2 separate regions of the Homo sapiens genome follow, and region 2 is linked to region 1. A link is a loop called in an ENCODE intact Hi-C map of the cell type or tissue named here. Cell type or tissue: MCF 10A. All regions are shown on one strand. Each heading gives the region's core, and the rest is flanking DNA. Links, peaks and the distances in the headings are about the cores only. Region 1 overlaps SORBS1 (sorbin and SH3 domain containing 1). Region 2 overlaps SORBS1 (sorbin and SH3 domain containing 1).

The links. Hi-C counts contacts between places; a loop is a spot of excess contacts. Peaks named below come from ENCODE experiments on the same cell type or tissue, not always from the same donor. Only the 100,000 strongest peaks of a DNase experiment are listed, where the experiment ranks them.
Region 2: it touches region 1 in a loop (2.3-fold over the local background); 12 of 110 quality-filtered maps call a loop at or near these places.

What each region holds. Positions count from the first base shown.
Region 1 is chr10:95,356,720-95,373,248 of GRCh38, forward strand. It overlaps SORBS1 (sorbin and SH3 domain containing 1), which reads right to left. Exons shown (of 33, transcript NM_001034954.3): 20 at 15,265-15,330; 21 at 14,607-14,708; 22 at 10,931-10,980; 23 at 912-1,084. Among named protein-coding and RNA genes, the nearest start is that of PDLIM1, 74 kb to the left of the region's middle. In MCF 10A, for the core only: a CTCF peak has its summit at 6,780 (motif pointing left); a DNase peak (open chromatin) is centred at 6,772.
Region 2 is chr10:95,299,465-95,315,993 of GRCh38, forward strand. SORBS1 (sorbin and SH3 domain containing 1) reads right to left here. Exons shown (of 33, transcript NM_001034954.3): 33 at 12,309-15,662. The coding sequence ends at 15,595. Among named protein-coding and RNA genes, the nearest start is that of PDLIM1, 17 kb to the left of the region's middle. RefSeq lists an enhancer at 10,687-10,866. In MCF 10A, for the core only: no CTCF peak of the experiment used is centred there; DNase peaks (open chromatin) are centred at 8,384 and 9,487.

The sequences.
Region 1 (16,529 bases), core at 5,632-8,131:
GGTGCTGTACTCCTGGAGGCTCATGGTACTGCTCGACTTGCTGTCATAATCCCGTCGGGAGCGCATGAGCAGGTTCTCAATGCTCCCTCCCACTTGGAGGGGGAGGCCTCTTTTGGAATCATTTAAAGAACCAGAAACACAAAGGTTCTCACAGCTTTGAGCCTTCTCTGAGGGCAAGAGGATACTCTTCTGTTCCTGCAAAAGAGCGCTGGGAGCAGAGAGCCTGGGTTTGAATTTGGATGGAAGGATTTCCGAAATGCAGGCCTTCGCAGCTGACAGGGGCTTCTTGTGCTTACACACAGGGCCTAACGCATTGCTAGTGTTAAACGTTCGGCTATGGACTGAAGATGAAGAAATCATGTGAGCATTCCCACCTTTACGATCCACTGGTAAGCATGCAGAATAAAATAAATAGACCCATTAGGTTAAAGCTGAAAGCTGCTAAAAAGAAAAAGGAGAGGTAACATGCTCATTTGTCATAAGGGCTTTTAAAAAATTTCCAGTCGAGGTCCGGAAGCAAAATAATCTGTGCTGCAAAGCAGGTGCAAGGATGCAACAACAAAAAAAAATGGCTACCCTGCTAGAGTTAGGAATGGCTAAAGCTCAGCTAATTTCTAAGAAAAGGTAATTAGAATGAGAGAGAGAGAGAAAGAGAGAAAGAGAGAGAGAGAGAGAGAGAAATCTTGAAGGAGAACAAGGTTGGGGGGTCAAAGGAACAGAAACTATTAAAACCAGAAAGAAAAATGGCCGGTAAGAAAATAGGGGAGGGAATTTAAGAGGGCTCTGAGGCCTGAATGTGGGTCTGAACAAGGCAGGACTTATCCCCATTGCTGGAGGTTCACCACGGCCGACGCTCAGTGAATGGAGGTGGATGGGAGACAGAGGCCTGCAGGCTTCACCCAGTTAATTACCTTTAGTGGAAGCAGAGCTGGATGGTCGCTTGAGCCCACTCAGGCCCTGAAGAGGGATGTCACCACCTTCCAAGACACTTTTATAAATTTGTCTCTCATTCTCCAAGCTAGTGAGATCCCCAGGAGCCCCGTCTGATTCCCTCTTCACTGCATGGAAGTTGGAAGAATATATACTATGAACAGGTAATTTTGAAAGAAAGAGAGAAAAGGGAAAAAATAAAGATAAGAATAGGAGTTAGTGCTTTTAACATTTTTCAAACAGCACATTACCTGCTGAGGACAAGAAATACACCTGGTATCCTAATCAAGAACTGTCCTTTCTAAAGAGTGCTCTTATTTAGACAGACATTTCTACAGACAGGCCCATGGAGCCCTGAATGCTCAGGAATCTTGACCAAACAGCAAAGTTCTCTAATTGGAATGGCTACATTTGTGCTTTAAAAGAAAAATTCTGTGGAACGCTGCCTGGGGAAGAAGGGTTGGAGGAAGGATAGGGGAGAACAGGGGGAGGATCACACATAGGGGAGGGCAGGAGGACCCAATGGCTGCACGCAAGATGGTGCAGTCAAGCTCTCTGTCAGACGTGCCTCTGTCACGTAGCCAGGCAGTGTCAGCTACTTCAAGTCCACTACCTGGATTATTTTTCTTGGTTATTCTTCGTAAGCATTTGGAATATAAAATCATCAATGAAAGGGGGAAGCCCAACTGTCTTGGGTCTCCAGAAAAATCAGTGACCAAGTGAAATTGGAACCTGGGATTCTATGGGCTCTTAGTATCACAGCCACATTTGCACTCACTTCTTTCAAAGTTTGTGTTCAGAAGATTATGACCTGACATGTAGTATAAGCATAAACAATTGCTCCTTTATAGCCTCCATTTATTTTTATCTTGTTAACATCGAGGTATTTCTGCAAGTTACCACAAATTCCTTTTGGAATGAGGTGAGGCACAGAAAAAAAAATCAAGGGTACTTACTCACTGAGTCCCTCCCTTCTCCTAATCCCACTTTTCTATGCCTGCCACTAACACACTGTCATTCACACACACACACACAGACACGCACATGCACAGACATGCGCGCGCGCGCGCGCGCACACACACACACACACACACACACATATTTCTCAGTTAAGTGAATGACTCCTATCCCGCAGAACCACATAGGCTTCTGCTGAGCTTCTTTTATTCCTACCCAACTCAGGTTACTGGTATCAAAATAGATTTTTCAGCTCTGAAGACCCATTGCTAGGTGGAATTCCTTCATCCCTCTGTTTCATTGTGAACATCAACTAACATATAGAACAGCTTAAAGAATTACAGAGTGAACACCCATATTCCCCCCACCTAGCTTCTACGGGGGCCACAAACTGTGACTGCTTGATCACACATCTGTCCAGCTATATTTTCCTCTACTCAACCAGCAACGATCAATAATGTGATGCTTTTACATTCCGGGAAACTGGCCTTTCTTTCTGTGCATAATTGCAGCCTCTGAGTCCCCATGGTCACTGGTAATGACAGCAAAAACAACTCTACACACCTCTTGGTGAGGCGTCCTATGTGGCAGGCACCGTGCCTATTGATCATTATCACTTCAATCCTAACATTCCTACTTCTGCCATTTTTTAGATGAGGAAACAAGGCACTGAGAGATTCAGTAATTTGTCAAAGTAGGCAGGTTAGCAGAATGGCAGGGCTGGAACTTGAACTAGGCCATTGAGCACTACACGGATAGTATTCTCTCTCAGCTCCTGTTTTATTTTACTGCTCATTAATTTATTTTTTTGTTGGGACAGGGTCTTACTATGTTGCCCAGGCTGGTCTTGAACTCCTAGCCTCAAGTAATCCTCCCACGTTGCCCTCTAAAAGTGCTGGGATTACAGGCATGAGCCACTGTGCCCAACCTTCAGCTGCTGTTTTATTAATAGATACAACATTTTCCTACAACTGAGGAGGCAGTGGCTTGCACACCACAGGAACCAGAGGGAGCTCAGGGATGCTCCAGCTCCGTATACACCATCACTGCTGAGTGTTACTCACCATGAATACACCCCTAAGATAAGCGGCACCAGACACAGGAGTCAGAAATGGAAAAGAGGTGGGGACTCTGGTAGAATACCGCGACATCTCCACCTTAGAATAATAAAGTCCCCTGAGCAATACTATTGCTTCTGGCACTGGTAATCCCCTCGCAGAGCTGCCACTTACTGAGCCTCACCTTGTACCCACCTGGGGCTAAGGGCTTTATATACCCTATTTCAGGGGACTGCCGAGGGTGGGGGTCAGAGCTCCCCCAGGACCCTCTTAATTCACTCTGGCCTGGATGTGGAGGTCAAATGCTTTTCCTCTTTACTTAGAGGAGATGGAAGAACCTGAGGGTAGCTTGCAAGGCTGTGGCACCATATGCCAATTTAAATAAATGTGAGTTGATCTAAACTGGCTTATAATTTTGAATTTCCTAATTAAAAATAAATATGTCCCTTTTCTAAATTTCCTATTCATTATCCACCCTCTTCCCTTTGGTTGCATTTTCTGATTTTGCCCTTCAGTTTAATGCTATGTTTCCTCTTTTTTGTATAACTTCAACAGCAAAAACATCCATGAATAGATGTCCTTTATCTTTGCTGACCAACAGCTGTGGTGACTGAGGTCTCTTTTGAAGGTATGGTGTCTGAAGCCCCTCCCACCTTGGTTTGGGGCTACCACACCTCCTTAAGCATTGGAGATCAGTAAACTAAATTGGGCTTGAGGCTGCATCCATACTTTGAGTTCCTATTCTTCTGCAACCTAACTATGTAAACAAAGTACAATCTAAGAGTATGCTCTTATAACAAGTAGCTGAGTCTCAGCCAATCACAGCAGCCAAGCTTCAGCCAATCCCAGGCTGCCAACTGATCAGCCCACATCTATATAAATGCCCAAATAGGCAACTGTGGAGCTGCAACCAATCCAGCTGTAGCTGTACTTGCTGTCTTTTGTTGTTTATAAATGCTGCCTGCCCATGTTGCTGGGTGAAGCTCTCTGAACTGCCCCTGGTTCTAAGGGCTGCCTGAACATAAATCCTTCTATGCCTTAAATAAATCTGCTAAATTTAATTTGTCTAAAGTTTTTCTTTTAACAGAGTGACTGACAGCAGCTTCCATTCTGCTGTGCCTGCTATCCTTTGAATTGCCTCAGCTTTGGCCAGAACTTTTTTTTTTTGAGACAGAATCTCATTCTGTCGCCCAGGCTGGAGTGCAGTGGTGCCATCTTGGCTCACTGCAACCTCTGCCTCCCGGGTTCAAGTGATTCTCCTGCCTCAGCCTTCCTAGTAGCTGGGACTACAGGCATGCGCCACCACACCCGGCTAATTTTTGTACTTTTAGTAGAGACAGGGTTTCATCATGTTGGTCAGGCTGATCTCAAACTCCTATCCTCAGGTGATCCACCCACCTTGACCTCCCAAAGTGCTGGGATTACAGAAGTGAATCACCATGCCCAGCCTGTCCAGAACTTCTAAGCCATCTTCCTAAGTTCCTAATAACTTTGTTCTGTCATGACTCTTGACCATAACTGGCTGCCTGACCTCACATCTCTGCTCTACCTCACCAACAGTCAGATCTCACCCCACCCCAACCCCTCAGCCACCTCACTCTCTGGCCTTATTCCACCCATTATCACCGTTTTTTCCTGCTTCCTACCAGAATGATAAACTAGCACTCAGGAAATCTCTCAGAATGGATTTGCCAAGCCAATTGTTTTTTTTCTGATACCAAAGCTAACAAAACATGCTTTTTCCAGATGGGTAACATTTTGAAACTGAGGCACTCCTTGTTTAAAAACAATACCCAAGAGCTCTACAACAATGCTGTGTCGCCCAGGCTGGAGTGCAGTGGAGTGATCTCAGCTCACTGCAACCTCCGCCTCCCACGTTCAAGTGATTCTCCTGCCTCAGCCTCCCAAGTAGCTGGGACTACAGGTGCCTGCCACCAAGCCTGGCTAATTTTTTTTTTTTTTTTGTAGTTTTAGTAGAGACAGGGTTTCATTATGTTGGCCAGGCTGGTCTTGAGCTCCTGACCTCATGATCCTCCCGCCTTGGCCTCCCAAAGTGCTGGGATTACAGGCATGAGCCACCATGCCCAGCCACAACAGTGTTTTTAAGTGTATCATATCCATCAGATCTTCTAATGTTGAAGAGAGACCATTTGTTTCACTGTACAAAAGGGGAAACTGAAGACCAGAATGTCAAAGGCATTTGCCCAAGGTCACAGAGTACTTGCTCTGTCCAAGTGTACCAGAGAGGATGAGAGAAGCAGCCTTATCCCCTCAGCTGGTTGAGAAAGGTCCAATCAGGAATAGCAGCTGAGTACTTAACAAAACAAGTTAAGTTCAGAAGCTCAGCTCTGAGCAGCCTTGATTAACCCAGATTTTGGTTCAGGAAGAGCAAGCAAGAAGAGCTAGCACAGAGAATTCAGCCTCTGGCTAAGATGCAGAGCTGGCTGCTGAGTTTCAAGGGGATTCAACAAAAACACACTCACTGGAAGAGTAAAGTGAGAGAACAGAGCAATCATCCTAGGGCCAACTGTTTCCAATTGTGCTAACGGGCAGGTTCCGGAGGCAGTGGACAGAGTCCTGGAGACTGGGATTCCCACCTGACTCCAACAAGGAATGTGGATCAGTAGAGGCAAACCCACTCTTGTTTAAAAACTTGCGAACAGTCTGTTTCTCTTGGCCTCAATTTCTTTCACTTGCAAAACTAATAGGCATGGGGAGATTGTACAAGAAACCCACCTGCAAATCTGTTATGTACACAGACCCTTCTTTTGAGCTCCAGACACATACATTCAACCGCCTTCTAGACATCCACCTGAATGTTTCTCAGGCATCTTAAACTCAACGTGTCCCAAACCATCTTCCATCACACAACCCAGAAAGCTCAGGAAATCGGTCCCCTTCTCTCTCTCTCCTTGCTCCTTAAGCCTAATCAGTCACCAAGTCCTGCTTCTTCCCTATCTTTGACACAGCTCACATTAATCCCTTTACTCTCCACCTCCCGCCTTATCATTGCTCACCTACAACTGTACAACAAACACGCATTGCTCCCCCAGTCTCCAGCCCTGATGCCCTCCAGTCATCTCTGTCTAGAAAAGATCTCATCATGTCATTCTACTGCTCATTTATTCGGTCAACAAATATTTACTGAGCATCTATTAAGTGTCAATCGCTCTCCTAGGTGAAGATTCAACAGGCAACAGAACGGACAAAAAGTTCCAGCCTCATAAAGCTTACATTCACCATTCAAAATAATTTAGTTATTTCAAGAAGAAGAAGAAGAAAAAAAACCTAACTGTTGTTAACTGTGGCTTTGCAGGAAGGAGTCTAGATAATCCTCTAGAAGTTTCATTTTATAGCCTTTTGTACTGCATGAAAAAAATTATATCTATACTGATATTGTTATTCACATTTTATTTGCACCTCCTCCATAAAGCTTAACCTTTCTTCCTCCACAAAACAATAGGTGCTCACTCCTCCCTCCTGGGCCCCATCATTGCATTTACCCCACTGGACTCTGGTTATTTACAAATCTGTCTCCCCTATTACACCTGGAACCCCTTGAGGGCAGAAAGTTTATCTTCTTAATCCTTGCATATCTGGTGCCTTGCATGGTTGTTCAATAAATATTAATGGAATAAATGATTCTATAAAATTAAATGCCTACATGCATACAGATTTCTGACACATTTGTAAAGTCCCGGAGGACCTCTACTGTTTCATATAGTTCTTCAGGTTATGATCTGTGTTTTGTTCTCAAATCAGATTAAGGGGAAAAAGCGTTTGCTAGTCTACCATCACCATATAGGGAAGAACAGCTTGTTCTTGAGTGCCACCTGCTGGTCAAATAGAGTAAAGCTCTTTGGTTAGGCAAAGAAGGTTAATCAATGCTGAAATACATTGAAATGAAAGTAATGAGTAGTTACCACTACTGATTTATAGATCTGAAATGCTAGGAAAATAAAGTACAAAACTGGACACACACTGTGATGTTAATTATAAAAAATATATATATTGAAGGCAAGGACTTGTAGTTGTATTGGATATTGGGACTATGGGTGAATTCCTCTCTGTTCCCAGTTCTTTTAATATTATCATATGTAATCAGTGTTAGTTAATAAAATTATCAATTGAAGTCTGTCCAATTTATTAAAGTGGACTTAAAACAACACCATCACTTCTCCAGTTGCCACAAAACTGTGAACCTGGGCCACCTGTGACTCCTCCTCCTTCATTCTTTGGGTTAAGGTCAAGTCCTGCCAATGTTTCTGCCTACACATCATTCCTGTCCAACCAGTGAAAGGCACTAGGTTCAACTTACAAGCTGCCTGCCTCAGTGCTAACCAAGTTGGATTTCAGTTGATTAAGATTTACAGATCCATCCATTCATTGAGCAAACATTTACTGTATGCTTTCCTTTGTGTCAGGCACCCCATTTAGGCTGGTTCCTCACCAATTCCAGATATGAAAAAATCTTATTCATTTGGATAAACTGGGGGAAAACCAAGCCCGATTACTGAAAAATCCCCAAATGGTAGACTAGCAGGAGGAAAAAACTCATTTATTCCTGCCAAGTATTTCATGAGAGCTGAAAAACAGAGGCTTTGAAGACCTATTTTCAGTGATATAAATAAGAATTCTTGGTAAATTAACAGATTGAATATCTTCACGCACATTCACAGTGTCTGAAAACAATTTGCTCTTTTAGTCAGCTTACATTAGTACCCTCCAATCCTGCTAACCCAATATCATAAATAGTTGCTTAAATTGTGTGTGTGTGGGGGGGGGTGTTTGCTTTTTGTTTTTCTTGAGACAGAGTCTCGCTCTGTCACTCAGACTGGAGTACAGTGGTGCGATCTTGGCTCACTGCAACCTCCGCTTCCCGGGGAAGCAATCCTCCACCTCAGCCTGCTGAGTAGCTGGGACTACAGACGTGCACCACCAAGCCCAGCTAATTTTTAAAGTATTTTTTGTAAAGAGGAAGTTTTGCCATGTTGCCCAGACTGGTCTTGAACTCTGGCCTCAAGTGATCCCCCAACCTTGGCCTCCCAAAGTGTTGGGATTACAGACGTGAGCCACCACGCCAGGTCTAAATTGTTTTTTAATAGCTTGAAAACATTAAACCTTAGTATATCTTCTGCTAACTTATTACAAAATTTTGAATCAGTATGGGGCAGATGAGAGTTTACTGCCAACCCTAGTCCCTTGGCCTAGAGCTTCACCGTTCCTAATCTGGATATGGCTCTGCCCTGAACCTGCTGAGGAACTATGGCATTACACTGCTTTGATGTGCCTATTTCCTCATCTATAAAATGGGGATTAAAAATAATGCCTCATCTTGGAATGTTCAGAGGATTAAATGAGGTAAGGTAGATAAAATACCAAGCACAGGACCTGGCACGTAGTAAATGCCTGATAAATTGTTAAAATGATGTTATTCGATACCTGTGCTCCTTTATCCTGACTGCCTGTGGTAGCATTTGCCACTTGGCCTTTTCATTTACTAACCTTATGTGTGTGTGTGTGTGTGTGTGTGTGTGTGTGTGTGTGTGTGTGTTTTGTCCCAAAACTATTAAGGGACTATATCTACATTCCTATTAGAATACAGAGCTTAGTGCCTTGGATCCAGTAGAGCTAGGGAATTCACTCTGCCAGCTGTCCCATGAAGCCCTTTCCGTCTTGTGCAGTTTAGGGGGATGGAGGTGAGGAGGTAAACGAGGAGAGCAGGCAGCAGGGTTAACACGGGCAGTCAGGACTGCCAAAGTGACAAGCTGAGAATAAAGAGGTGGCCTGGGGGACCAAGGAGAGCTTGCTCGGAGCTGTGGCCTTGAGGACACCCTTTATCTGCAGGTAGCCTAGGGTCATCTGGTGGGCTTCATCTCTGAAGGCACATCCTAGGACCTAGAGGACCTGTGACTTATTGTCATTTTTAGAGCTGAAGGCCCGGCTCAATTGGAAGCTCTTTAAAAGGGAGTGAGCTGCAAAGCCAGAGTAGGAGACACGGGTTGTGATGCTACACCTGAGCCCTGACACCTGTCATATTGGCGACTGAGTCACCAACCCCACAGTGAATGCAAGAGACTTTACACCAGTCCTTCTCCAAGGTGGGAACTGTCCCCTAAGGCAGTCCTTCTCTAGCTGCTGTCTTAATATGTCTTCTTAATTTCTTCTTATGCTCCTGGGTATATTAATCATGAAACACACATATTTATAGAAGAAAAATTAACATGATGGATCTAGCTAGAGCTTTTGATCACTACCCTAAATAGATTAAATTTTTCCATTTTTCCACCAAAATACCCAAATCCCTGCTGACTTTCAAATGAAACTCTTCCTGTAAAGCACATTCTCCAGCAATGTAGGTAGGATATGTCCCAGAGACCACAATATCTGTCAAAAAAAAACCTTATACACTCAGCAACTCTGCTCATTGTGGATTTATCCAACCCTACTAGCATAGGTAATAGGTGTGTCTTCCCCTCATTGTCATATTTCAAAGAACAAGACACAGATGCGATGGTGACAAAATAAGAAAAGCTCCTACCAGAACAAGCTCCTTTCCTAAATTCACTGGGTGCCCCAGGCACTGTGAAGACTGGGGCCTTGCCCTTGAGGAGTTTATAATACACTAGCAATTATAAAAATACAAGAGTATATGTCAGGTATACAGCAACAGAAGTAAGGACCACAGAGGTACTAACGTGAGCCTGGGTACAGGAAGGCTCCACGAGGGCCTATCTATATAAGCTAAAATGTTTGCTATTTATCACATATAGAACAGGAGGTGAGGGTAGCACTGAACATTTTCAGCTGGGATAACAGCTTCACAGCAAAGTGCTGAGAAAGGCAATCTGCTATAGGATTCAGGATGGTTTGGCAGGGGAAGAGGCTGGTGGCACCCCACAAAGGAGTGGGGTATGCATGCATCATCCAGAGTCCTAAGAACTGACAGAGGAAAACAGATGCCCATCTATGTGAGAATCAGGTAAATTAGCCCCTTCTCGGCACCTCCCTCCCCCCGTCTATTTTTTTTTTTTTTTTAGATGGAGTCTCACTCTGTCACCCGAGCTGGGGTGCAGTGGTGCGATCTCAGCTCACTGCACCTTCCGCCTCCCAGGTTCAAGTGATTCTCCTGCCTCAGCCTCCCAAGTAGCTAGGACCATGCCCAGCTATTTTTTGCATTTTTAGTAAAGACAGGATTTCACCATGTTGGCCAGGCTGGTCTCAAACTCCTTACCTCAGGTGATCTGCTTGCCTCAGCCTCCCAAAGTGCTGGGATTACAGGTGTAAGCCACTGCACCCAGCCCCCTCCCACAATCTTTACACCAGATGTGGCCTGTCTCAGTCACACTCCCCTCCCCATAAGAACCAGCAAATGAGATTTTTTTTCTTTCTTTTTTGGGACACAGTCTGGCTCTTTCACTCAGACTGGAGTGCAGTGGTACAATCTCAGCTCACTGCAGCCTCAGTCTCCTGGGCTCAAGAGATCCTCCTGCCTCAGCCTCCCAAGTAGCTGGAACTATAGATGCATAGCACCATACCCAGCTTTTCCTTTTTTTTTTTTGGGTAGAGACAGGGTCTATGTTGCCCAGGCTGGTCTTGAACTCCTGGGCTCAAGTGATCCTCCTGCCTTAGCCTCCCAAAGTGCTGAGATTACAGGCATAAGCCACCATGCCAGGCAAGAACTTGGATTCTAAACTTAGACAAATAAACTCCCATTCTAAAGGTGAAGATGCTAAAATGGGGAAAACTTTATAAAAGGTAATACAAATCATCACAAAATTAATTTGGAAGAGGAGGACAGAACAGAAGAAAAATAATTTGAAGACTATAATTAGATCACTTTTTATCACCAAACTGTACATCATTCAGAGCCATTAGGCTGATACAAACAAAACACACTCTGGGTCCAAAATATAAACTTCTCTCTTCCCATTTCTGACATTTAACATAGTAAGCAATGTAAACAAAATAAAATGGCAACTTACTATCCAGGAGTCTCTGAAGAAATTTCCGGAGTAGGGCTGATGGCTGAGCTCTGTACATGTCCAAAAAAGAAAAAAAAGAAGAAAAAAATAATGTAGATGATTTATTTTGACTCATATGTTTCAAGCCAAGAGGAAAAAGAGAGAGGTCAATTTCTTTTTCCTAGTTTAGACCAGGACCTCTGGAAGTCAGGGGGGCTGGAAGGAAAAGGTCTTCGGTGCTGGTGGAGGGTGGTGCTCTTTCTCTGGAAGGAGAATGTATGGGCAGGTGGGCTCTCCTACTCCTGGTCTTTTGCCTTCCAGTGGATGCAGCCAAGGCCCTCTGGGTGGGTCAGGAGAAGGCCTCCTGGCTCATACTCATCTTCTGTCACAGGTCACTGGGCAATGGCCCACCGTGGGCCAACATGCTTTAGTGACATGGACAGCACATCCTCCACCAGCTTCTCCACAGCCCTCAGACCCCCCTCTGAGCCCAATGCAGAGCCCTTCATGCACCCCAAATGCCACATCCAGAGAGAGGGTCACCCAACACTTTAGGTCCAGCATGTACAAAAGCATACTTTAAAATACCACACTGTATTTAGATAACTTGTGTATGCCTGCAAATTTAGGAGTGCAGAAATGGGGAGAAATGCAATTTCACCAACTACATTAATGATCACTTCAGCATGAATAAGGGAATGCTTTATAAAATTACCAGGCACCACGCAAAAGGAAGAAAACAACCAAGAGCTACATGCAGAGAAAAAGCAACATAATTCTGTAGTTTAGGGTTTCTGTTGTCTTGGAGAGAAAAATGCAAATGCTTTGATATGCTTGTTTTTAAAAATAAGGGAGTAGTTGAATAAATCAATGCAAAGGTTAATTTTAAAGATACTTCTACCTTAAATAATGGCCTTATCTCTAATAATGACCATTTTAAGAAAAACTAGCTATTTGGAGAAGAGACATTTAAGGAAAGGACAGAAAGAAAAGGAAGAGATTGTGAAAGAGAGAAAAGGAAATGACAGGGAAGGAGAGGCAAACTCACCCACTAGCCCCCTGCCTGCTGAAACCTGTTGGGCTTGTATGCTTTCATTTCTGAGGGCACCTCTGCTCTGGGATGAGGACTGTACCCCACGCCACCCCAATTATTCCTCAGAGAGCACACCCCTCTTACCTTCACATCCATCCTCCAGCCCTTTTGGCTGCACTGTCTTGCCTGCCCATCCTCTCCTTCTTGAGTCTCCTATCTCTGAACACCTGTCCTGTCCAGTCTTCCACCTTGAAAAAACTTTGACCCTGTAGAGTCCTCTGGGAACACTCCCCTCCCTTCCTTCCTCCCACGGCCACATCTTTTCACTCAGTGCTGTACCTCTGCAGGCTCCAGATTCTTTGCCATATACTCTAACTCCCAAGAACTACTCACCCAGCAACCTCCAAAGCCTTTGGAAACATCTTAGTCATCACATCCACTGACCTTCCTGGGAGTCCACCTTTCTGGACATCTGGGAAGATCTCATGCTTTCTCCTCTTGCTCCATCATTCGCTTTTCCCTCCGCCTCTGTGAACTCTCCTTTCTCTCCCTCTCCCCTTCTCCTGTTCCACATCACCCAACGTCCCCATGGGTAGTTCTTGGTTTCACATCCTTTCTCTCAACACAATCCCCTCTTCAGTCTTTCATCTACTCCCTAGTTGGGTATCTTCTTCTATCCCCAGGGCTTCAACCATCGCCTCTCCTCAGGTGACTCCAATCCCCATCTTAAGCCCATGCCTCTTCCAAGAACTCTAGTTTTAGAGTTCCAACTGCCTACCGGATATTACCTATATGACACCCAACCAACACCTCAAAGGTCAATTACCTAAAGCCAACTCCCTCACCTTGCCTCTGCCCTGATCTTCTTCCCAGCTGTCCTCTGTGACGTGCTCACATCCTCATTCTTCCATCTGCCTGGCCAAAACCTTAAGGTTGTCTTTGTCTTAATCCCATCCCCCAATTCTTTGCTCTTTACACCAGTTAATTAAACTATCCCACTGCAACATCCTCAGTGACCTGGCTTGCATCTGCCCTCCTCACTGCATGCTGGCACACCCAGCAAGGGCTCTCACCACAGCCACAGTCACCATTCTCACTCCAGGGCTAGTTGTGATCTCTTCTCACCTGGGACCTTCAATTCCACAGTGGCTAATCTGGTTCCTTCACCCTAATTGGAAACTCAGCCCCTAACCCCACCCCACCTGCCCCACCCATCACCTGTCTGCCTCACCCATGTGTGCAGTGCCTCTGGTGGCTCCTTCAAGTGCTGAGGGAGAGCTTGAGCCTAACCCCTGGCCCTGCTGGCTTCCTCATGCTCTGCTGTCTCTGGATCCCCAATTCCTAACACCCTCAAGCAACCTGCAGCTCCTTGGCTCCTGACTCTCTTACCCCAGACCAAATCCCCGGTCTCTTCACCCCTTCCCTGGTTTGAGTCTCTGCTGCTCTCATGACTTTTGTGCCCAAGTCACTGGGGCTGGAGATCTGTCTTGGTTCTGCTTAAGTGTGGCATGGGTCCATCAGCAGTTTCCACTTTTCCTGTCATGGTTTGTGGACCTTCCTGGCCTCCTCAGCTCCATATTCCTTTTGTATCTTTTTTTTTTTTTTTTCCTGAGACGGAGTCTCGCTCTGTCACCCAGGCTGGAGTGCAGAGGTGTGATCTCAGCTCTGCCTCCCGAATTCAAGCGATTCTCCTGCCTCAGCCTCCCAAATAGCTGGGAATACAGAGGCCTGCCACCATGCCTGGCTAATTTTTGTATTTTTAGTAGAGACTGGGTTTCATCATGTTGGCCACGCTGGTCTTGAACTCCTGACCTCAAGTGATCCACTTGCCTCGGCCTCCCAAATTGCTGGGATTACAGGCGTGAGCCACCGCGCCCGGCCTCCTTTTGTACCTTCTCTAAAGATACCTTTTCCTTTTAAGAGTCTCTTTTGTTTTGTCAGGGAGCCCTCCAGGCAGTTCTATGAACATTTGGTTTTTTCCTCCTTGGAAACCTACTTACCATGATGTCTTTCTCTCTCTCTCTTACTCTCTCTCGTATACCCTTTAATAAACCACATTTTGACATAGCTCCCTTTAAAATATCATGGCAGACTCAGTTTCAAACACTTTTTTTGTGTGTCCAGGCCATCTGACCTCTGAGTGCATTTTTCATTGAGAACTTTCTGAACTTTAAAATGACAAACACTACTACTCTGAGAGCACCATGCACAGAAAGGGTACCCAAAGCACTGCTGCTGAGTTTTTGAAACTGATCTTTGAGGTTGGTATCTCCCAGGGCTGCAAAAAAGACATGGAAACTGCCAAAAATGGCTCCCTGAAAATTCAGAGAAGGCAGACAGAGGCAAAGGAAGGGAACTTAAAAGGTCGCCCCTGGAAAGCAGAGGAAGAGAATAAGGTGGGAGAGTAGTTTCAATCAGCAGCCTCTCTGCATATATTTGAAGAATCCCCTTTAAGGAAGATGCCAAGCTCAAAAGAAAACCAAGCAAAAATGAACTGGGTAGGTGTGGGGGAAGGAGTCTAAAACAGTAGTCAGAAAGCCATGCAGCCTAAAATAGCCAGCATCACCATCCGTCACCTCAACTACATCAAAAACCATAGAACAAAGAAGAAAACAAAGCACAGCTTGAAAAGGAACTGATGGCATGAGAAAAACTAGGAAATACCTGTGGCACGTTTGCACTGGGTGCTTTATTAAGCGTCTCCATTTTTTCTAAATCTGCCTCTAACTCTGTCTGGCAGAGGCTGAGATCTTTGTCTAGATTAGTCTGGTTCAAGAAAGAAAAGATGGGAAAGAAGGTTTTAGTTTAGAGGAAAGGGAGAAAGAATGGAAGGTTACGTTTGAAAAAAATGAATTTTTTTCTTAGTGTTATACTTTCATACGGCCAAGATAGCATGATTAAAACACAAGAGCTCACTGGAAATTAGTTGAAGACATGAAAACAGAGAATGTAACATTAGGCATATAAAGCAGAAATCCTGAAGTCATCAGAGCTTCAAAAAGCTATTCTACTTGCTACGGAGAACTACAAAAACCTACCTTTAAGGAAATGCCTATTTTCTCTTTTTTCAGAGTGTGGTGACAGTGACAAATACTATATGTCAGAAGAATACGTAATTGCTTTAAAAACCTCTAAACATTAGTATATGTCTTAGAGAATTTGTTACATAGTTTTATTACCTAACCAAAAAAAAAAAAGCATCAAGTTTTTTCAAAAGTGATTTAAGAAAACAAACAAACAAACAAACAAACCCACAACACACTCACACTAACCAAGGCTAGAGAGCACACACAGTCCAACGGAGGAGGCACAGCGGAATTACCTTTCTATCCTCTCTAGGAAGGATAGAGCAGTCTCCAGGAGTATAATCCCATATCTTTTTGGGAGGCTGACGGGAAGCAGAGGAGGAAATGAAGAAATGAGCATAAAGACATAAAGACAAACATGGAGACTGGCTCAAACAAGGAGGGGTACACTGGGAGAACTGTATCAACACAGAAAGGTGAACTCAAAAGCAAGGGGAGTGGGTGCTGCCTACGGACACAAGGCTGCCTGCTGGAGCGGAAGCCTGAGGATTTGGGAGCTGGGACTGTTACCTAGGAAGTCTGTTTCTATGTCTATGTTTCAAGAGCAAATCATCGTTGGATTCTAAATATTGAAAACTTAAGAAAAGACGGGGGGGAAAAAAGAAAAAAAAAGCATTAACAAATTTGAACAAAAACAGAAACTTTTAAATTCCTCATTGTTCTCTTCAAACTAAGATTGACACTGAAGATTCCACATTTTTGAGGCAGTCTTCTGCTGTAAAATTCATTGTGTATTAACACATGTGTGAATCTAGAGGTTTGGTCAACAGACTGAACCAAATTTACTTTCTGTGGTTTGTAGCAAAGAAATTCATATATAAAATGGGTGTTAAATAGTACACTAGACAATTTCATACCAGTAGTTTTAAAACCTCCTTTTACAGTTTAACTAGACCTTGATAGTGGTAGAAACATACTTTTCATCCCCCTTAGAGAACAGAGTTTAAACCCAGAATTTAAAGAGGGGACTGTAAGGTTATTTTTGTTTTGTCTTTTAACTCTTCAAGTCAGATTTACAGCTGCATTCCTAAGACAGAAATTTGCCAAAAGATTGTTGTAAGTTTAATGAGGGAAGAGTCCAGCGGGTGGAACATTCAGAGGTTACAGGTGACTTCTAACTCTGGATCCTCTCTTCTACTTGTTCTGTCTATTTAGACTTGAATTTTCTTACATAATGACCCCTAGGGTGATAAGAAATAGGAGATCATTAATAGCTCCTAAAATTTTGTGCAAATTTCATTATAGCCAACTCCATGGAAGCATTCAAATTGGTTTACATTGTGAAATTTTGACTTGCTCTTACATATAGAAATCATGTCAATTTCTATAGAAATTAGAGGAAAACAACTCAGAAAAAAAACTGATTCCCAGGCTCTTTGTAATAAATCTGCAAATGAGAAGTAATCTGATTCCAAGGTGTGTTCACCACTGACAGCAACAGGTCAGTAATGTCATCTCTGCACATGTATATTCCGCATTTCATAAAGTAAGTGATATTACC
Region 2 (16,529 bases), core at 8,229-10,728, 55 kb before region 1:
CCATAGACTGTTTAGCTTATAAACAAAGGAAATTTATTTTTCACAGTTCTGGAGGCTGAGAAGTCCAAGATCAAGGCACTAGGGGATTATCATGTAAGGGTCCACTTTCTCATACATAGCATCTTCTTGCCGTGTCCTCAAATGGTGGAAGAGGCGAACAAGCTCCCTTGGGCCTCTTTTACAAGGGCACTAATTCCATTATAAGGATGGAGCTGCCAGGCGTGGTGGCTCACACCTGTAATTCCACCACTTTGGGAGGCTGAGGCAGGCGGATCACGAGGTCAGGAGTTCGAGACCAACCTGACCAACATGTTGAAACCCCATCTCTACTAAAAATCCAAAAATTTGCCAGGCATGGTGGTGCACACCTGTAATCCCAGCTCAGGAGGCTGAGGCAGGAGAATCGCTTGAACCCGGGAGACGGAGGTTGCAGTGAGCCGAGATCACGTCACTGCACTCCAACCTGGGCGACAGAGCGAGACTCCGTCTCAAAAAAAAAAAAAAAGAAAACAGAAAAAAAAAAAGGATGGAGCCTTTATGATCTAATCATCTCCCAAAGGCCCCACTTGGGGGGTTAGATTTCAACATATGAACTTTGAGGGGGGACACAACATTCTTTCTGTCTTAGTCTGTTTGTACTGCTATAGCACAATACCTGAGACTAGGTAATTTATAAAGAACAGAAATTTATTTTCTCACAGTTCTGAAGGCTGAGGGGGAGAAACACTATGTCCTTACATGGCAGAAGGCCAAGAGAACCACACTCTGTGTGAAGCCTCTTTTATAAGGGCCTTAATCTCATTCATGAGGGAAGGCGCCTCATAACCTAATCACTTATTAAAGGCCCCATCTCTTAATACTATCACACTGGCCATTAAGTTTCAACACCTGAGTTTGGGAGGGGACACATTCAAACCATAGCATGGACTATAGTATGATACATGGCAAATTCCAACAATACCTTACCAGGAGATCAAAATTAACATCCCCAGTGAGGGGCAGAAGAACATCGTGTAACTCAGATATGATACTTTGATAAGGACACACCTCATACGTTACCTTCCAGGAAGGAATGCATAACCTGAATCTAATCATAGGGAAATATCAGACAACCCCCTATTAATAAAACTGAGTGTGGGTGGAACTATAGTCTTCAAAAAGACAATGTCCTGAGACAAAGAAAGGCTGTAGCTACGTTTCAGATTAAAGGAGAATAGGCTGGGCACAGTGGCTTAGGCCTGTGATCCCAGCACTTTGGGAGGCCAAGGCAGGCAGATCACTTGAGCCCAGGAGTTCAAGGCCAGCCTGACCAACTTGGCAAAACCCTGTCTCCACTAAAAATACAAAAATGAGCTGGATGTGGTGGCACATACCTGTAGTCCCAGCTACTCAGGAGGCTGAGGTGGGAGGATCACTTGAGCCTAGGAGGTTGAGGCAGCAATGAGCAGAAATCGTGCCAAGCATTGCTTAAGTTCAGGAGTTCGAGACCAGCCTGGCCAGCATGGTGAAACCCTGTCTCTACTGAAAATACGAAAATTAGTCAGGAGTGGTAGCAGGGGCTGTAGTCCCGGCTACTTAGGAGGCTGAGGCAGGAGAATTGCTTGAACCTGGGAGATGGAGGTTGCAGTGAGCTGAGATCTCCCAACTACACTCCAGCCTGGGTGACAGAGCAAGACTCCATCTCAAAAAACAAAAAAAAACAGACGTTATTGGATCAATTGATGAAATTGGAAACAGATGGAGGATTAGATAAAAGTATTGTATCAATGTTAAATTTACTGGTTGATAACTGGACTGTGGTTATGTAAGATAGTATCTCTATCCTTAGGAAATTCACACTGAAGTATTTAGAGATAAAGTGCCACAATATGTATAATTTATTCTCAAATGGTTCAGAAAAATGTTTGTGTATGTGAGTGTGTGTGTTGAGGTCAGGATGGGCATAGGGAGTAAATGAAGCAAATGGGATAAAATGTTAACAAAAGGGGGATCTTGGTAAAGGACATATGGATGCTCTTTGTACCGTCCTTATTCTTGTAACTTTTCTGTAGTCTTGAATTTATTCCCAAACAAAATGTTTTTTATTATTTTTTATTTTTTTGAGGCAGAGTCTCCCTCTCTCCCATGCTGGAGTACAGTGGTACAATCTTGGCTTACTGCAACCTCCACCTCCCAGGTTCAAGCAATTCTCGTGCCTCAGCCTCCCAAGTAGCTGGGACCTACAGGTGTACACCACAATGCCTGGCTAATTTTTGTATTTTTAGTAGAGATAAGGTTTTGCCATGTTGGCCAGGCTGGTATCGTACCCCTGACCTCAAGTGATCCACCTGCCTCATAGACACTGCGCCCAGCCCATTATTTATATACATATATATAATTATAAAAGGAATTATAACCCACTGGAGAAAATAAAAATCCGTAATGCATACAGATAATAAATAAATAGGCCGGGCACAGTGGCTTACGACTGTAATCCCAGCACTTTGGGAGGCTGAAGCAGGTGAATCACGAGGTCAGGAGATCAAGACCATCCTGGCTAACATGATGAAACCCCGTCTCTACTAAAAATACAAAAGATTAGCCAGACGTGGTGGTATGAGCCTGTAGTCCCAGCTACTTGGGAGGATGAGGCAGGAGAATCACTTGAACCTCTGAGGCAGAGGTTGTAGTGAGCCAAGATCATGCCACTGCACTCCAGCCTGGGCGACAGGGCAAGACTCTGTCTCAAAAAATATAAATAAATAAATAAATGGATGGATGCATGAGTGCGTGGTTGGATGGATGGGAAGCAAGGATTCTTGCTTACAGTAGAACTATAAATACCAACTGATAAATGTAGGGGAAGTGCAAGAGTTTCAAAAATATCATTTTGTAACCATGATATATTTTATATATATAATATATATTAAGTATATAATATATATTTATGTATTATATAGTATATATTTTTATATATTCATATATGCATTATATATAATATATGTTATATATACAATATAATATATTATATACATTATATAATATAGTTATGAAAGGAATTATATATAATTATGAAAGGAATTATAACCCATTGGAGAAAATAAAAATCCACAATCCATACAGATAATAAATAAATAGTCTGGGCATATATATATATAAAATATATAAATATATATTTTATGTATATATAAATAAATATATATATATATATATATATATTTTTTTTTTTTTGATACCGAGTCTCTCTGTGTTGCCCAGGCTGGAGTGCAGTGGTACAATCTTGGTTCACTGCAACCTCTGCCTCCCGGGTTCAAGCAATTCTCCCGCCTCAGCCTCCCAAGTAGCTGGGATTACAGGCACGTACCACCACGCCTGGCTAATTTTTGTAATTTTAGTAGAGACAGGGTTTCACCATATTGGTCAGGCTGCTCTCAAACTCCTGACCTCAGGTGATCCACCCGCCTCGGCCTCCCAAAGTGCTGGGATTACAGGCATGAGCCACCACACTTGGTCGATTATATATATATATATATTATATATAAAACATATATAATGTTATTATATATAATTATTAGAGACAGAATCTAGCTGTGTCACCCAGGCTGGAGTGCATTGGCACAATCTTGGCTCACTGCATCTGCAGCCTCAACCTCCTAGGCTCAAGTGATCCTCCTGCCTCAGGTAGGACTGCAGGTGCATGCCACCATGCCTGGCTCAAATAAAATGTTTTCTAAAAAAAAAAAGAAAAGAAAAAACTCTCTCTATATATATATGTGTGTGTGTATATATGTGTGTGTGTGTATAAAACTATATACATATATATATGGTACAACAGATGCTGTTATGTTCTATGGAAGCAGGGTCAAAAATAAAGCAAATGCCAACAATAAGAGTAATGAAAGAAGACTTCTCCGGGAAAGTGATTTAAGGAAAGACTGAATAAGGTGAATGAGCAATCCATGGAGATATCTGGAAGACGAGCAGTCCATGTGCAGGAAATAATAAGCTCAAAGACAGGAACAAGCCTGGAGCATTCACCAGCAAGATGGCCAGTGGGGCAGGAGCTGAGGGAGTGAGGGAAAGTGGGGAAGATGAAGTCAGAGAAATAACAGAGAGTCTGAATGGGCAGCGCCTCGTGGGCATTTGAGAAGCACCAGGAGTAGGAGGGAAGGTCATGAGGGCTTTGTGCGGAAGATGAACATGGCCTGACTTACGTTTTCAGCACTCTGATTGCTGTGTTGAAAACAGATGGAGGAGGCAAGCCGCAGAAGCAGGGGAGCAGTAACCGGCTGTTGTTATCATCCAGGCAAGAGCTGATGACTGGCTTGGGCCCAGGGTGGGAGTCGAGGAGTTTGCAGCAGTGCTTGGATCCTGGCTATATTTTAAAGCATCTGCTGAGGGATAGGAAGTAAGGTATAGGAGGGATGTTTGAGGATGAGTCATGTTTTTTGGCCTGAACAGCAGCTACAGGATGGAATCGCCATTAACTGAAAAGGGAAAGCAGCAGCTTTTGGGGATACTGCTGAGTTTAGGAATTTAGTTTTGGATATATTTAAGTTTCAGGCACCCATGAGATATTTCAGTGGAGATGTAGAGCAGGCGGTTGTATATAGGAGTCTGGATTCCAGGGGAGAGTCCAGGCAAGAGATCAGCATATAGAGGACATTCAGACACAAGAGTGGATGAGGGCACCAGGAAGTAGGAAAAAAGGTGGAGGCCAAGGGTGGAGCCTGGGAAATGAGGAGGAACTAACAAAGGACACTGAGAAGGAGCAGGGAGAACCTAGAGAGGGTGCATCTGCAAGCAGGTGAAGAAAGCCTCTGCAGGAGGCAGGAAAAGTCAAGTGTCCTAAATGCTGCTGAAAAGTCAAGGAAGTTGAGAACTGAAAGTCAAGCATGGGGTTTAATACTGGGAAGGTCATTGAGTGTCCTAAGAGAATGGTTTTGTTAAGGCAAGGGGTCAAAATCCTAAACAGAGTGGTTCAAGAGAGGATGAGAGGACCAGAACTGGAGATAGCCAGCATCGACAGCTTTTCTGAGGTGTTTTACCTTAAAGGGAATGAGAGAAATGAGGCAGGAGCTGGAGGAGGAGAAGGAACGAGAGAGGTTTTTCCTTAACTGAAAAAGAGGGGTGTAGACCTTCTCAGCAGGGTCATAGAAAGGCCGCTGTAATTGTATACAGGGCCCTTCATTGTTCTTAGGTAAATGGGGCACTATTGTTACTCTCCTTTATGGCCTGACCCTGCCCTGGGTTGACCTTACAATGCCCAGAGGATTAAAGCTTAACTTCCTACCTGTCACGTTTCTTTTTGCAGCTCTTCTGGAAAGCTTCTCTCTCTTCCTTGATTCCCCCTCTTTCCTTGGTCCCATCTGGGCTTTTTCTCCCATAATTTGCTAAGCATGCCCCCTTTACCACAGCCGCCTTCCTTGACTCCCAATGCCCTGTGTTAAGGACCCGCTCTTCAATTCTCTGGAAACTTTGCAAAAATACTAAAGTCTTGTTCACCTGTAATTGGACTCCCAAACTGAAGGTGACAAGGGCACCTCTAAATCCACAACCATTTTGTGAGTAGGAAGAATTTTATCATAGAAGAAGAGATTTCAGGCAATGGTATCAGTTGAGGGAGGGTGTAAGGTGATGATTCTCAGAGACAGAGAGGAAGGACAAACCCAAGATAATTTTCAAGGAAGAACCGACAGGTCTTGTCAACAGTCAGATGACAAAAATGTAGGTGTCGAAATTCTTAAATACAGCATACTCTTTGATCTAGCAATTCCACTCTAGGAATTTATCTGGAAAAAAAGTAGCCATTCAAAGTGTCAAGAGTATGGAAAAGGATGTTCATTATAGAATTCTCCATAATGGCAAAATATTGAAAACATCCCAAGTATCAATAATAGAGGGTTGCTAAATATACCATGTCATGTTCATACTACAGAATATCATGTAATCATTACAATGATGATGCAGACATGAGTATATGTTGTCAAGAAAGGACTTTTTAATCTAGTAAGTAAAAAAAGCAGTTTATACACATATCACCTATATATATGTTTGGCAGAGCACTTTAAAAAGGTTATGTCTCAGCAGTGGTGATTATACAATTTATTTATTTTTTAGATGGAGTCTCACTGCCACCCAGGCTAGAGTGCAGTGGCACCATCTCAGCTCACAGCAGCCTCTGCCTCCCAGGTTCAAGTGATTCTCCTACCTCAGCTTCCCGAATATCTGGGATTACAGGCACGTGCCACCACTCCCAGCTAATTTTTGTATTTTTAGTAGACACAGGGTTTCACCATGTTGGCCAGGCTGGTCTGGAATTCCTGACCTTAAGTGATCCACCCGCCTTGGCCTCCCAAAGTGCTGTGATTACAGACGTGAGCCACCGCGCCTGGCTGATTATACAAGTTTTCAGTTTGTTTTACTTCTTAAAGTTTAGCTAATAACTTTGTTTTGTTTAATTTAAAAGGTGGAAACAAGTAATTTGCAGAGAGGTGATATTTGAAACAAAGGGAATAGATAAGATTGCGCAGCTAACAGATTACAGAGAGAAACTTGGAAACGTTCCTATTTAGGGAGTGAGAAGAAGGTGAGAAGCCAGGAAAGAACTCAAAGAAACTGAGGGAAGAGGCAGGAAGATCTCACAGAAACCTAAGAAAAAGATACAGAAAGGACTTGCTTACAAAACCCACCCCTGGTTGGCTACTTCAAAGCCACTCCCAGTCCTCTCTGCCTGGTCCACTTCCTCGAAGCAATTTCTTAGTAGTTAGGAGTAGCCCCATGGTCACCTCTAGCCAATGAGATGCGGGGTGGGTTGGTGGGGGGTGCTTTTGGAAAAGATTTTTCTTCCCTGATGAGGGAAAACTTGCAAAGATAAAACCTCTGTCCTGTGTTGTTGCTCCCTGCTTCCAACCTTCAAAAGCAGTTGTATGAGGATGTGGTGCTTGGAACTGCCATGGTAGCCAGATTGCCATTATGAGACAAAGGCCAGGGGACATACTAACCCAGAGCCCTGTCTTCTTTTCCACGAGATAATGAGACACATCTGCGTCACATAAGCTGGCATTTATTCGGCCATATGTTACTGCAGCTGGAGTTATTCTTAATTGACACAGAAAATAAGAGTGCAAATTTTTGTTCACTTTTAGCTTTGCAGATCTATAACACCACATATGGGAGCCACAGTGCAGGTGACAAAGGGTTCAGACTAGTGGTCAGGCAATACAGGTTCGAGGCCGGACCACACTTCTGAGAGGTTTGTGAGTGCTGGAGAATAAGATGACATGAAATTGGCAGATTTCTTCTATGCCATTGCTGCTGTCTCGGCTCTGGCAGAAGACTGACCAAGGAGGGACATAGACCTTTAATGCAACTTTCAATGTTCAAGCACGTAGTAGGTGCTCATCTAATGGTTATCACTATTATTCAATGAGGTTGCTTTTGAAGATGTTATAGTCTTTTGGTAAGCTTTAGGTGATCCAGAGGTATACTGGTCCACAGTCTTGTCCCAGCTCTGTGCCTTGCAGGCAGTAGAGTGTGATCAATGGAAAGGACCCTGGCTTTGGAGTCAGACTGAAGCCATGTACTTGCACATATACCCTGGGGCTGAACTCCTTTGAGTCTCAGTTCCCTCACCTGTCAGTGGAGATAAGAATACCTTCCTCACCGAGGTGCTATTAAAAGATAACACATGGAAAGTGCTGGTATACAGTAGGCAATAGAATGACTGGGGAGCTCCAATGTGGACATTGCAGATTGCCTTCCAAACATCCTTTTTCTTCCTCCTTCCTAGAAGGATCTCACTTTGGTCCAGGCATCTTTCCCTCCTAGATGAAAAAACTCAAGACAGCCTATGTGGCATTTCTGAGGTCTCACAATGTATGTAAGCCTAAGAGGCATTTGAACTCAGGTCTTCAGACTGCCAGCCCATTGTTCTTTCCAATACTTCTCCTTTTTTCAGGAATTAGTGCATGTATCCAACACAACAAAATACCAGAACTTAGAAGTTCTAAACTGTAGTCCACTCCTCCTCAAGTGAGTGATCCAAGCATGAGACAAAAGCCACAAAGGTTTTTCTTTTTTTCTTTTTTTCTGAGATGGAGTCTCACTCTGTCACCCAGGCTAGAACACAGTGGCACAATCTCGGCTCACTGCAACCTCTGCCTCCAGGTTCAAGCGATTCTTGTGCCTCAGCCTCCCGAGTAGCTGGGATTACAGGCACCCACCACCATGCCCGGCTAATTTTTGTATTTTTAGTAGAGACAGGGTTTCACCACATTGGCCAGGCTGGTCTCGAACTCCTGACCTCGGGTGATCCACCCACCTCGGCCTCCCAGAGTGCTGGGATTACAGACATGAGTCACCATGTCTGGCCAAAAGCCATAAAGGATTTTACAACCTAACCTTGGAAGTGATATGCTGTCACTTTTCTGCAACATTCTATTGATCACACAGACCAACCCTCATAGAATGGGGAAGGGGATCACACAAGAGCCTGAATACCAAGAGGTGAGGGTGACTGGAGGCATCTTTGGACGCTGACTACCACAAGCAGCTTCACATCATTTGAAAATAGTTCTGACATTATGAATCTCCTGAAAGGGCTTGGAGATTCCAAAGTGACCATGAACCAAGCTTTGAGATCATCGATTTACATTATGCTACTATTGAAGATGATTTGATCTCCCTTTTGCAGATTCGTCTGTTTGTCAGATATTACTTGAAAAACAAGTAAACCCTAAAGGTAGAGAGACTCTTAATCTACTCAATATTTTGCCCCTGACAAGGCTAGAGTGAGGGTCCTGGAAGACCAGTGCAGTTGTCCTCCGGGACAGACTTCATAGTGTCACACGGTCATTCAGAGCTTCTCATTATGGATTTTTGCATCTATGGATTTATCTTAAATGTTCTATAATATTTTCAATCTGAACCACTTTGTTGGCTAATTTGTTCCAAAAATTACCTGTATCAAGTGATAAGTTCTTTGATTTGTCCTAAAAGACCTGGTTAAGTGTTCCTGAGACAGATGTGGTTTCTATGTGCTAAGACTTGGAAAAATACTCCCACGTACAACTCATCCAAACATCCTCTGTGACTTCTGAGACATCAACTTTGTTCCCTTCCATTAGAGTCTGATATTTTTAGCATGAGATACGGTTGTGCTGTGCCCCCCTGGTCGCATTGGCCCCCTCCTCTGGGACTTCTCCTCCCACTGTATTCTTGTCAAGACCTTGGCTAGCAAAACTTCAGCACATAGCCTGCTTTCAACTACACTGAAGTTTATACTGGGACAGGACAATAGTGTTCCATTTTCAAAGTGTGTTACAATAACTCTCCAAGTCCAGTGGACCATTGAGCTGTTATCTGTCCAGTTTCCTTTTCCCCTTCTTAGAGCAGACACCCCTTCGCCCAGCCACTCCTCTCCCTCATTCTTTGAGGTTTTGGTTGAGCTGCCAATTCACCCACCTCGGCCTCCCAGAGTGCTGGAATTACAGGCGTGAGTCACCATGCCTGGCCAAAAGCCACAAAGGTTTTTACAAGTAAAGTTGCCTCTTTAGTCAAAGTGATTAGTCTAGGGAAGAGTAAATATCCAGGCTGGGCCTGCCAGCATCTGGAGTTGTTTTCAGGGAAAGCCAAATAGGAAGGTCCTTTTGCCTTGAGAATTTGGAGTCAGAGAGCTGGAAGGAGGCTGGAGCAGCTTGCAGCCATGTTTCCCACTGCTGCATTCAGTAGGTGAAAATGTAGCCAAACAAAACGCCAAGAATAAGACAAATACTGATGAGAAAGTTTGAGTCTCTGGATTAACTCCTGACTGAGACTAGTTCTAACGCCCTTTGGTATGTCTCAGCCAATGCAGTAGTGTTAGGTTTTGTTTTGTTTTTGTTTTTTTGTGAGATGGAGTGCAGTGGCACGATCTCGGCTCACTGCAATCTTTGCCTCCCGGGTTCCAGCGATTTTCCTGCCTCAGCCTCCTGAGTAGCTGAGATTACAGGCACACGCCACCACGCCTGACTAATTTTTGTATTTTTAGTAGAGATGGGGTTTCACCATATTGGTCAGGCTGGTCTCAAACTCCTCTCCTCAGGTGATCCGTCCACCTCGGCCTCCCACAGTGTTGGGATTACAGGCGTGAGCCACTGCGCCCGGCCTAAGCTTCTACCATTTAATCATTGAAAGGGCCCTCCCACAATTGACTCTTTGGGCCGTAATTATATTGGGAGAGATCTGCTCTCCGCAGGAGCATGTATTGAGATAAAATAACAGAGGGCTGAGGATGCAGTGAAGATCTAGAAAGAGGATGAAGAAGGGGTTGGCCAGTCAAAAGCGGGTGAACCAAGGAGCCCCAATTCATGGAAGCGGACAATGTAGTAGTTTTAATTGGGTGGTGGGAAACACACTTCCATGGACTTGGTGGGAGTATAATTGGAATTTTTGGGAAGTCAATTTGGAAATCTCTTAAGGTTTGAAATGTTCCTGCTCTTTAAGCCAATAATTTTACTCAAAGCAGCATTGTTGTTGTAAAAAGCTGGCAATAACCTTAAATACCTGCATCATCAATAGAGGATGGGTTAAGTAAGTTATGGAAACATGTCCAAGTTCTACTAAAGGAAAGTAAAAGTGTATGAGACTACATAAAGCATTTTAGAGACGTGTGTGTTTAGTATGTGTAGAAAAGCAAGCTGGGAGGACCATATATAGGAGTGATCTCTGTGAGGAGTGTTATTATGGAGAACTTTCACTTTCTATGTTTGTATGAAACCAGCATAATTTGAAAGATTAATTCATTGTTTCTGCCACTGTAAGAAAATGGTTTCCCTTCTTTCATTGTTGGTAGAACATATTCTGAGTTCTAGGATCTCTGGCCTCAAGGGCTTATTTATCTGTTTATTTGATAAACAAAGGATTGAGTGCCACATTAGACTCTCTTCTTGGTGCCAGGCATATATTAGCAAAACAGAGTCACTAACCCCATGGATTTTACAGGATTGCTTGTGGAGACAAATTTCAGATGGTGATAAGTGTTATGGAGAAACAGAGGAGGAAGAGGGGGATGGAATGCAGGGGGTGGGGACAATAGGTTCCTAGATGTATGTAAAGTAGTCACGAAAAGCCTCATTGAGAAGACAACAGGAAGACCTAAAGGAGGAAGAAAACCATGCAGCTCTTGGGGAAAGGGCCTTCCAGGCACAGGGGATTGCAAACATGAAGACCCTGAACCTCAAATGTGCTTAATGAGTCTGAGGCCATAAAGAGGGCTGTGTGGCTGGAATGAAGGAGATGAATTCAGGGGTTAGGGGGAGGGGAGGAGCAGTATGTCTATGGACTTGCCATTGTACCACATTAGCGAGATGAGAAGCCACTAGAGGGTTTTGGACCAACGTTAAGATGATCACTGTGGTTGCTCTGTCTAGACTAGAGGGGCAATAGCAGAAGCAGGGAGGCCAGTTAGACAGTTATTGCGATGATCCAGGTGAGAGAAAATGGCTTGGGCTACGATGGTAGAAATGGCTGGGTTCTAAATGTAGTTAGGAGGTAAGCTGATGGATTTGTTGGAGACAAGGGTTCATAGGGCCTGTGATTCAGGACCTAGTGTTAAGGACTGTCAGACCCTTGAAACAAGAGACTGTTAGGCCCCTCTCCCAGGGGAGGCCCAAGTACACTGAGTTACCCCAGAGGCAGCACTGCAAACTGGTGCTTTGAGTTGGAGGTGGAGGACAGAACCCAGGGGGAGAGGGTAGAGGCGTGAGCTTTCCTATTAGGGGACAGATCCATGCCTTGTGTGCAGCAGACCCCATCCCAGACTAAGATGGCAGTAGTTGTAGCCACGGGATGCCAGGGGAGACTGCATGCCTAGTGCCTTAACACATTTGGTTTGGAGGAGAAAAAGGACAGATTGCATTTTCGCCCACCCATACCAAGAGAGGACTCATAGCCAGATTAATTTGATTTAGAAAAACAAAGTGCTATGTCATTTCCCATACCCATGTTTTATAAAGCAAATCTAGACCCATTATACATATTTTATAATGTTTTACTTTTGTTTTTAAAGACATTTGTGCATCACTTTTGTTATCAGAACAAATACGAACATATTTTAGAAATAATGGCAAAATGGTCAACAGTAATCAATTAATTCAGAGGGTCAGGAGTTAGGTTATTGAGAAAAAAGTAAGGTAAGAAGTGGTGTCTTCAAGGAGGCGGCAGAAGGCAGATGGTAAATGATTAAGGATGGAAAGGAGGGTATAAGAAATTGAAGCAGTGAATTTAAGCTTCATTTGAGAAGCTTGGCAAAGGGAGGAAAGAAACAATGAATGACCAGAACAAACATATGCCACGCAATTCTGAATAAAGTTTATTAAATAATATGTACAGCAAATGTAGTAATTCAACACATCTATTTATCAAATCAATCCACTGCAATGAAGAAAAATAAATGAACAGAAAAATCTATGTCTGCATAGGACATGCTCTCAGTGTGTAATTTAAATGGCAATACTTTAAATTAATTGGTTATATATAATGTCAGTTATTTTTCTTTCAGAATATAACCTTTTTTGTAGTAACCTATTCTAGCAATAGGACTTAATACGACTGCAGATAAATAGGACTGCAAAAACCAAAAACCCAAAATAATGAAATTAAAAAGGAAAAAAAAACTGTAACTGAGATCAGAGTTACCTTTCCTCCCCAATAGAATACTTATCGTAAATTTTAACACTTTACAATGGCTATTTTTGTGCTAAAAATCTGTAGGTGAGTTATTTGGAATTCCTTCATTTAAATAAAAATGCAAAAAAACTTCATGACTTCCTTTACCCCCTTCCATTCAAATTTTTAAAATTATTTTTCTATACAAGGTAGGTACATGGGCTATACAAAGTTAAATATACATATTTACAGTCCCACTTCTTAAGCACATTATTTTTTTTTTCTTTTACTGATCCCAGAGAGACTGCAAAAGATAAGGAGTTTGGGGCTTGCCTTTACCCGGAAGCATGGCTAATATATCAAAATGTGTTGCAAGGCATGCCGCCAGTTAGTTGCACTTGCTATTAATAAACCTGTATAAACATTTCAGCATAAAAATAGGTACTTTATATTACTAAATGTCTGAAGACAAAAGAGCAATTGGAAATCTCTGTTTCTTGTTTCGTCATACATAGGAAGGCGACGTGATGCAAATTTTAACACAAGATTTTATTAAAGACGGGCAAATTGGTGAGGCATACCTGAATTTCTGGAGATATACAAATGCGTGAGGCTGGCATCATATGCAAATGTGGCTTTACAAATTGGTTTTATTTTCTAGCTGTATTTAAAGAGGTGTTCAAAATTCCCTACTAATCAAGAAGCACCCCTGAAAAAACTATGAGATAAGATAGTGTTATTAATGGTTTGCATCTAAAGACCAGGAAACACATTAGCCAATACAGTCCACAATCGGTGAAATGCTGCCGTGCAAATTGCACGTGCATATGCATTTTTACTATATTCCCTCAGAGACCGTAAAACAACAACAACAACAAAAAAAAAAAAACAGTGCTCTTAGATGGTGGAGCAGACCTTCCAAAACAACAGGTCTTACTCTTACTGGGTTTTAAGGAAATTCAGGAAGTCTCCTTCTACCCAGAAAGCTCACCCCCTCCAGTTCCATAACCTTTTCCCTTGGGATTAAGGCCCTGCTCTGTCATACTTAAAAACAAATGTCTGTGGGAAGAGGTAACTCATTCCTATTATCAATCATTTACACCTTAGTGTGAATGAATTAGTGGCAGTTTCTTTCCTGAGAACAGGATTTGAAAGAACAATAGGGAGAAAGTGAGGGTACTGTGGCTGTCTGGTGGGGGATGGGAAGCTGATGGGATCCTAAGATGGGTATTTGTGACAGCAGCTGAGGCACAGGCATTGAAAACAAATTTTGCCTACCTGTAAAGACTCTAGACTTTGGGACAATGGTCCTGGGGTAATTCTGAGATATATGCAGACAGCCAGGGGTTCCGTACACAACCCTACCACCTAGAATTGCTACTCCTATTTGTGAGCTTGGATGTGTATCTGTGGGGGAAGATGAGAGTTTAGAGACTCTGGAAAATATTCCAAGTATTTCCAGCTATGAACTACCCTCAGACAAAGGTTCTTCCAGCACCCTAGTTGTTTAAAAGTGAGCTAATGGAGATGGCAATATGACAATGCTTTCTAGGATCCCTCCAGGGAAAATTCATCTCTCCCTCCCTCACACCCTTCTTAGCACATATCACAGTCTCTCTTGATTAAGTTCATTTTCCTGTGTCAGTCTCCCCAATCACCTCTGAGTTTCTGGTGGGCAGGGAATGGGTCATTTCTGTATTTGTCTCACTCAGGATCTAAGAGAGGCCGATAAACATCCTTGAATTGGACAGAGTTGTGACCAAGCAGCCCGGGCGTCACAGGGGCCTCTCTCTTCTGATCTGGCCCCCACAAAGAACAGACGTCCTGGTTGCTGCTGGTAGTGGCAGAATTGCTGCTTCAGTCTGAAGAGAAGCCTTGCCAGGGTGTACTCAGATTCACAACCCTGGTTACTACCGTTTGTGTGATCCTTGAACTCCTACAGGGAGTAGATCTGGAGCCACGGCAAACCCTGGGCATGTCTTGCTTATGGTTGTCCCCCCAGCAGCCAGAGTACATTGGTGTATGTTAAATGAATCACTGAACATCATTTTTGGTGTTCTATGAGAATAGGCCTCCCAATTCTAAACTGTCCCAGAAAAACACAAGCCAGAAAAGAAAACTTAGCAATAGTGCTCTGATAAATGCAGCTGCACTGTCCTGAAGGTAACCATTTCTAAAAGCCAAGGATATGGGAAAAGAATGAACCACAAGTGGCCTCCAGAGCCACAGGGCTTCCTGACTTCATCACTCAGAAAACAGACATAACCTATCTGCTTGGCCATCTGCTCCCCAATTCTCATGGGCAAACCTTGTGTGCGTTTCTCTCTGAACATCAGGGCAGTCAATGGCACTGCTGCACAGCAGGCTGAATGCATCAGGTGCCTCAGTTTTGCCTCTGTTTCCCCATCCACACCTCAGCAGGTTGAGTGAGGGATTTGGTCTTGGGCAGTGTGGGGGACTCCACCTTTGTCTAGGGACAGTCTTGGTAGCTCAGACTGACCTCCAGCAGCGTTACAGGATCAGCTGGCTCCAGGGGAGCTGAGAAATGTAGGCTGGGGGTCTTGTTGCATTCTTGGGCTTGAAGCCTTCAGGCTCAATGATTGAGATGGGAGCTCTCTAAGGCTGGGGCAGCAGGAGGCATTTCTGGCTAACTCTGCTCCTGGACTATGCTTCAGGTCAGATTACCCAAGAAGTGGAGGGGAGGGGAAAGGCTGAAGTGGCTCCCAGAAGCGGCTAAGTAAATACAATTTGCTTCAATTCTTTTTGCTCAGCACACTAGTTCGGCCCTGTCTAATACACAGTAACCTTAGACAGGCTTGGGTTTTAAACACAACACTTCTCTGTCCCTGTCTTTTGCTTCTTACTTTATCCACTGTATTAATTTTCCTACTGACTCAACTAAAAAGATCGGTTCATGAATGATGCTTCCTCCTCCAATAAAAATAATCTCCATGGTTTTCAGTCTTCTTATAGATACAAAGGTTTTACATAGTTGCCTGGAAAAGTACCAAACTGCTTTGTCCTTCTTGAAGTACCTATGAAAAAACACACACATACAAAACATGAGAAGACCCACTCGCTTGAGTTGAGACAGCACGCTGCAGAGATTTCTGCTCCAAAACCCCTTGTAACAGTCCTGCAGCTTAGAGAATACCGTATGGTTTCCAAAGTACTTTCCCCTATCTTATCTCACTTAGGCTGCCAAATAATGCTGGGCGGTAAGCAATGTAGGCATTTCTAGTACTCCTGTTTTTCAGAAGGAACCCAGGTTCAGAGAGTAGAAGTAACATGTCTGAGGTCCCACTGCTTAGTAACTATCAGAGGCAGAATCTGAACCGAGGTCTTCTGACTCCCAGTCCATTGCTCTTTCCAACACTTCTGCTTTGTGGAGGAGTTCATACATTTATCTGACACAAGAAGATACCTGAGATTTAGATTTTCTAAACCATGCAGTTTCTAAAAGCCCACTGACTATGGCCACCCATCAAAAGGAAATTCCTATCCAGCTTGTGCCTAAGCCCCCAGTTGAGTCCCTATCTTTGGTACTAACCTTGTTAGGGCTCCTGCTAAGCCAGGAGCATTGAGCCATCTGGGAACAAAGCCCTTCCTGGGCTGCTCCAGATGCAGCACTGCTGATCCTTAATCTAGTTCCTTCCCTTGGGATTCTCTCTCTAAAGCAGGAGTGGCAAATATATGTTGTATCATCATTATCGTTTCTTTAGCAGACATCCCAATTTGATAACTGCACCCTTATCACAATTGGCTTAGATTTGGCTTCGGAATCCTGTTGTACACATCTCAAGCAGCCACTACCAATGGGTTGGAATTACTACCCAAAGTGAAACTTCTAAGCTAAAAAAATATGTTAAAGCTTAGGAAACCTAAAACATCTAGTTGAACTC